2 separate regions of the Homo sapiens genome follow, and region 1 is linked to region 2. The links are chromatin contacts, found by Hi-C or POLR2A ChIA-PET in ENCODE. All regions are on one chromosome and are shown on one strand. Each heading gives the region's core, a stretch centred on a gene start or an enhancer-like site at or near the end of the contact. The rest is flanking DNA. Distances are from core to core; before and after follow the strand shown.

Region 1 (3,308 bases), core at 351-2,850, 66 kb before region 2:
CTGTGATGATCTATGTAATGACTAACAGGGTGCAGAATGTATTCAAGGCAATTTTATGCTTTATCTTATTTAATTCTCACAACAACCTGTATTACAGATTTAAAACCAGAGAAATAAAAAGATGGATTCCTCCCTAAGGACACTCATCAACAATGCTCCTCTTTCTCTCTCAATGTGTATACACACACATATACATTTACATACATGTATACATATGTGCGCCTATATGTATGTGGGTGTATTAGCGGTTCTTGCTATAGTTTTCGGTGTAACTTGAAAAGTAAGGCTCCCTGAATATTAGTTTATGGTTCATTATTATATTACAGTAATGCCTCCATTCTTCAGACAGTGTGCCCTTTATGTATTTGTGCCTCCCATAATTAAGTGCCCTGGATTCTAGCTTCCTTAGAGGGCAGGAACAAGGTCTAAGGCAACTTTTCAGAATCTTAAGTCCTAACTTGTTTTGATAATAGTGAAAGGAAAGATTATTTTAGCTTCCTCTATTAAAAATATCAGTTATCTATAGTCACAACTTGTTATCACAATGGGGAGAGATCAAGAGACTTTCCCATATTCAGTCAACAAACGTGGGATACATTATTGATTGTCAAGAGCCTGGCTCCTGGGGCTAGGCCTGCCTCAAATAGCTAGTGATCCTGGGCAAGTTACTTAATTTTTTAAAATTCTTCTGTTTATTATCCATGTAAAATTATTTAACATAAAATTTGAGAGTCAGTTGCTCGATAAGTATTGGCAATTGTAATTATTGTTGAATACTTGTCACATGCCAGGCACTCTGCAAGGTCTTAGGGATTGGAGGAAACTCTGGAGGAGCTCATAACCGGGTGGTGAGACAGTGAGACAAAGAATTCCCACCAGCACAAGCCCCTTCAAAGACAGTTGTACACGCTGGGATAGAGATATGCACAGTGGCCTTTTTAATCTACAGTTTAAAAACCAAAAGGAGCCCTAACTCTTGATTACATGGTGGCATTTCATTTAACTTTGTGTATGTATGTGGGAACTGCCATAATTGTTCTAAGGACATCTGCTTTTTTAACTTCAACTGTGATTCCCTGCCCAGTCCGACACTGACTGGGCAGGCAAGTGGAATAAAATTGGTGCCTGGGCTTGGCGCGGTGGCTCACGCCTGTAATCCCAGCACTTTGGGAGGCCACGGCAGGTGGATCACAAGGTCAGGAGTTTGAGACCAGCCTGGCCAACATGGTGAAACCCCTTCTCTACTAAAAATACAAAAAATTAGCTGGGCGTGGTGGCAGGTGCCTATAATCCCAGCTACTTGGGAGGCTGAGGCAGGAAAATCACTTGAACCTGGGAGGCAGAAGTTGCAGTGAGCTGAGATTGTGCCACTGCACTCCAGCCCGGGCGACAGTGCAAGACTCTGTCTAAAAAAAAAAAAAAGCCAACAAAAAAAACCCCCAAAACAACAAAACTGGTGTCTGCCTTCTGTAGTCCACTCCAGATGAACAAAGCTGCAGACAGGAGGAAGTGACACCTCAGAAACTTCAAGTTCGTACTCTGTTTCTCATTCTATCCACCCTCCCCTTTCTGTTCTTCCCAATGTCAGCTCTCCTCCTGTGAGTGTGACAGATTACTTGGTCATGAGATATCGAGGTGAACAGTAACACAAGGAAGTGTTTTCTATGTGGGTTTTCTGTGTATGTGTCCCTCCCTTCCTTCCTTCTTTCCTTCCCTTCCTTCCTTCCTTCCTTCCTTCTTTCCTTCCTTCCTTTCCTTCCTTCCTTTCCTTCCTTCCTTTCCTTCCTGTTTTTTGTAAGTTTATTTTTGCTAAATGAGCAACAAGAACCCCAAACTTACTGTTTCTCAGGATCAACAGTAAAAGAACCCTGCACTGCTCATAATGTTTGGAGTTTTTCTCTCTCTGGGATTATAGGCCTTTTCACAATGCTGATGCACCATTTTTAGCTATGTTAGTTCTGTAATGTTAGTTCTGAATGTTTTCATAATATTCCCCTGGTAGTTAGAAGCAGGGAAAGATTTATTTTAAAGAAGAAAAAAAAGGATTATTATTTCAGCCCCAGAGTCACAAGTTAAGAAAGGAAACTTGGAAAGTGTAAATGCAATACTCTCAGCTCAAACTCCAAACCACCTCCGGTTTTGCCCAGCTCTATTTATTTATCATTTCAATTACAGAAGAGATCTGTTGCTACAAAGAGCCATGTTGTGTCTATTTTCTAAAGGAAGAAAAGGCAATTTAAGGCAATTTAATCTTTAAACTCTTTTATACGATATTTTTTCTACTATTGAACATTTTAGGAACTAGAAAACTTTACCTACAACCAGTTTCTTTTTATCTTCAAATCATCTGAATTCAAACAATTTGTTTTTCATCTTTTGTGATACTTCCTGTGCCACTTTCTACTGAAGCTTAATTATTATTCTTTACAATGATAAACAGGTTCACTTATTTTTAAAGCTCTATGGTTCTTATAAGCCAAGGATGTTTAAAGATTCCACTGATTTACGTGCTACCTATGGCTATTCTCAAACAAATTTTGTGTTTGGCAGTGTTTTTCCTACAGACTATTAAAGAATTCACATGGCATATATTTTCTCATAATACCATAAAGATTTTAAACTGCAAAAACAATAAAAAACAGCAATCATGTGTTTATGTATATTTTAAATATGTTGTTGGCTATCCAGAGTAAAATGCCATCTTCACATTTCAGTGGGAAAATTAGATACGTCAGGTAAGAATTATTTACCACTAATTAAGAGTAATTATTGAGCCTAGTGAAAAAAATCACAAGCTCAATTAAAACATCTAATAATAAAGATATAAATATGCTCTGGAAACACAGAGCTCTTTCAATATAACTGTGTACATATTCATATGTTTTTATAGTGTATTGCAAAGTTTAAAACTAGAAAGTTGGCTATTTCTCCAAGTTTTCTGAACAGACCAAAATACTGGCATTAAATTTATGAGCTAGGATCACCCTTAGAAATAAAGTTGGAAGGCAAGAAAACTATTCTAAGAAAATAATCACAATTATATAAACATTTGTTCAAAAACTATACTTTCTGCAGCACTATTTATAGTAGTAAAAAAAAATGAGGAAACAATATAAATGTTTAATAACAAGAGATTGTCTAAATAAATTAAGATTTGTCTTTAATCTGCTGCCAATAAAATTAATTTTCCTAATAAGTTTAATCTCATAAGAAAATGGTCAGGACAGTGTTAGATGACAAAAGCAAGATTTAAAACTGTACACATTATATGATTAACGCATCTAGGTAGACCAAAAAAAAAGAAAATA
Region 2 (3,173 bases), core at 142-2,641:
TGGAGATAAGTTGTGCCTCCTTCACAATTCTTCTGGGCACATCAATGAATCAACATTTATTCTTTGAATATGTGTTTGTATTATTTACTTCAATCTGAAGGCACAGGGTGATGTCAAAAAACCAACAATCAAACTTTGTGTGAAATTAAAATACAGATAACTGGCATAGATGAAAAAAATAAGCTTAAATAGACAGCTTCCTAATGCCAAGTGGGTGTTCATCTGTTGGTAAAGTAGCAGATCAGATGTTAATTACAGCAGAGGAGTGCTCAGCTAGCAAGGGACAGTCATATTTCCTTCAATCATCTTCAATATTTGTACATTTCCCAACATTTGTGTGTTTTTTCCTCACTTATGCTGTTAGGGGACTGTGTGATATGGGGCTGGCACCAGGCAAGTAAGAATGCCTGGAGTTGATGGCCTTTACTAGCACTGTTACCCTTTGCAACTAACATAATTTCTCTCAGCCCAGATTTTCTCTTTCATATACAAATAATGTGGGCCTATTTACCTCGAAGGGTAGTTGTAAAGATGATAATAGAAATAGCTAACATTTATTGAGGGTTTTCTCTGTGCCAGATACTGTGTTAAGTGCTTTACATGAATTATCACATTTAATCTTCCCTAGAACCCTATTATCATTGTTGTTCAAATTAAGAAATTGAGCCTTGGTGAGATTAAGCAAATCGCCGGAGGTCACACAGCTGGAATGTGGTAGAGCCAGGATTTAAATTTAGAATGTCTGATTCAGAACTCAAGCATATCACTGCCATGCTGGACTATAAAGTTTGAAATGAGATAACATATAAACTGTAAAGTGCAATTTACATTGAGAAGAAGAAAAGTGTCCATGCACTTTGTTTATTCACGGGATCGTCTAATACATTGTGCATGTAATAAGGGCTCACTAAACACCAGTTAATAAATGACAACGATGTGTTCTTTAACTTTTTTCCCTAATCCAAAGGTCTTGTCTGATTGTGTTTTCAATGTTATATAACAAGCTCTACATAGGACTGAAACTGAGAAACTTAGAATAGTTCCTAGGGTAATATAGAGACCGAGGATGTTTTCTGAAGCTTCCATCAGCTTTTGGGTTCTAGTAGCTGCTCCATATCTCTGGAGCAGATGGGATATTAGGGTGTTTGGTTCTATCTCCTTATCATAATTGGAGCTCTTTGGGTTATTCTTTTAACATCTAGGCTTTTATATCTGTAGAATAATCCATAAATTGGTTAAGCAAGAAACAGTGGTTTTCTGCATTTATCCAGAACTATGTTAAGCCTTGTGGGATGTGAAAAAAAGTTTATGTCTTAAACTATAGAATTACTCAAGGACTTTATAATTGAGCAGGTGGGTTGAAGGATGAGGCACAGGAAATGAAACAGCAATGAATCACATAGCCTATAACTGTAGCTCATATTGACAGAATAAAGACTTATGGAAACACAATTACCAGATACACTGAAAAGAATTATAGAAAAGAGCCTATGGAGAGGGAGCTTAATAAATGTTTGTTAAATGAATGAATGGATAGATGGATTGACAGTTTAGAATGGGAAGGTTTGAACTCTAGTCCTTACTACTATGGATATGATTTAGAAGAAGTTACTGATGGTTTTGGGGCCTCATTTTTTTTTTTTTGTTTGCAAAATGGGTAAAATAATGCTGACCTTAGTACATTTTAGAGTGTATGATGATAATGAAATAAAATAAAATAATGGATGTAAACATACTTTGTAACTGGAGAATAATATATAATTTTAAATTGTTGTTTTCATTTTTGAATGTCTGCAGCATTCAAAAATATTTTAAAATTATTGTTTTGAAATATGCTGCTTGTGAATAAAGGTAAACGTAAAACACAAAAATAAAAGGAAGTTGAGCCCTGGTGGATGGACACAGGCCAATGGGCTTCTTGGCTGAGGGTGGACTTGAAGAAGAAGCCACTGCTCCCTAAATAGAGCCAGATTCCTGCTGCCTCATTAGCAGAATTAGGGAAGGCAGGTTCAAACCTGTCTCCACATTGAAACAGGATGCATTTAGATACAATCTCAGAATCAAGAGCCTGTATGTTTTATCGAAGAACAGTTCTTGAATGTCATATACAGATGTGAAGTGGATTGAAACAATAAGTACCTCATGCCAACTCCTCTTTGTAATTTTGGAAAGAAAAAAAGCAAAACAGAAGGATACATTGATTTCTATCTTTTTTTAAAAAAATCATTATATAAGTGATTTGTGAATTTTGATTCTTCTTTTTAAAAACGAAAATTAGAATAATAAGAAAAAGCTTACTTTCATCTTTGATTCCAGTTTCAATTCTAGTCCTTTGTCTTCCTTGACAGAGGGAATCACATTTGTGAGTTTGATGTGTGTGTATTCTCAGCTAGTTTTGAAAATCATTTGTTTTATAAGTCTTTAACATTCATATAACTAGTACACAATTCATATTGTTCTATCATTTTGTTCACTCTGATTTGCTTTTGATTTCTAGTCTGCAGAGATACACATATTTAGCTAATTCCCCTTAACTAGACAATGACCTATTAAAAATATATTTTCAGACCATATAAGACTTTGTCCTCCCAACGGGCTCGTCACATTTAAGAAAAAAACACAGCACAGCTCCAGGACACACTGCCTCCCATTTCCAGTAGGACAGGCAGAGCCTGACCAAAAAGGCAAAGAATGGCGGAGGACGGTTCATAATCAATATCATGAAACACAATTCAAACAATGGCCTGCTTCTGAAAGCTACTGTTCAGTTGACCTGAAAATAATCTCTTTTCCCTCTCCAAGACTGTGTTCTGTTCTCCACCCCATCGTCCCCCTCCCCAGAGTCTTTGTGTGCAGAATCCGAATGAGTTGGGTTTGAGCTCTAACAGCTCTCCCAAGAGTGTTATTATTTTTCCCCCTTTAAACTGAAGGGTGCTAATTAATGTAGGAAAAGTTATATGCCAAGTTTGCTTTGCCTGTGGTTTCCTTAGATTAAAGGCTACTGGCAACTCCAGCTCTGTCAGAAGGGCTGGTGCTGTATTCTTATCCCCTGAAGGAGGCTTCAGCTCTGCTGACTCAAGAAGACTTCAGCTTTTGATTTCGAGTTATTGGATATTGACCCATCACTCACAGCAGAGTTATGGGCCTGCTGCCCTGGATCCAGGGAACTGGGC

Evidence for each region. A loop is a pair of places that touch in the nucleus more often than their neighbours do. ChIA-PET counts read pairs that join two places held with the same protein, here RNA polymerase II (POLR2A). Pooled maps may share reads with other maps.
Region 1: a loop to region 2 is called in a map of transverse colon, with 4 times the contacts of the local background. The contact joins two enhancer-like sites. A Hi-C loop is called at or near these places in 1 of 168 maps with a recorded cell type or tissue (transverse colon) and 1 of 50 pooled maps. POLR2A ChIA-PET finds 5 or more read pairs at or near these places in 1 of 52 experiments (activated CD4-positive, alpha-beta T cell).

Annotation. Positions count from the first base shown.
Region 1 is chr18:41,935,248-41,938,555 of GRCh38, reverse strand. No RefSeq gene overlaps it. Among named protein-coding and RNA genes, the nearest start is that of PIK3C3, 18 kb to the left of the region's middle. Within about 2 kb of position 1,600, at least 2 of the 41 ENCODE cell types and tissues checked have a DNase peak (open chromatin) inside an H3K27ac peak, as active enhancers do.
Region 2 is chr18:41,869,214-41,872,386 of GRCh38, reverse strand. No RefSeq gene overlaps it. Among named protein-coding and RNA genes, the nearest start is that of PIK3C3, 84 kb to the left of the region's middle. Within about 2 kb of position 1,391, at least 2 of the 41 ENCODE cell types and tissues checked have a DNase peak (open chromatin) inside an H3K27ac peak, as active enhancers do.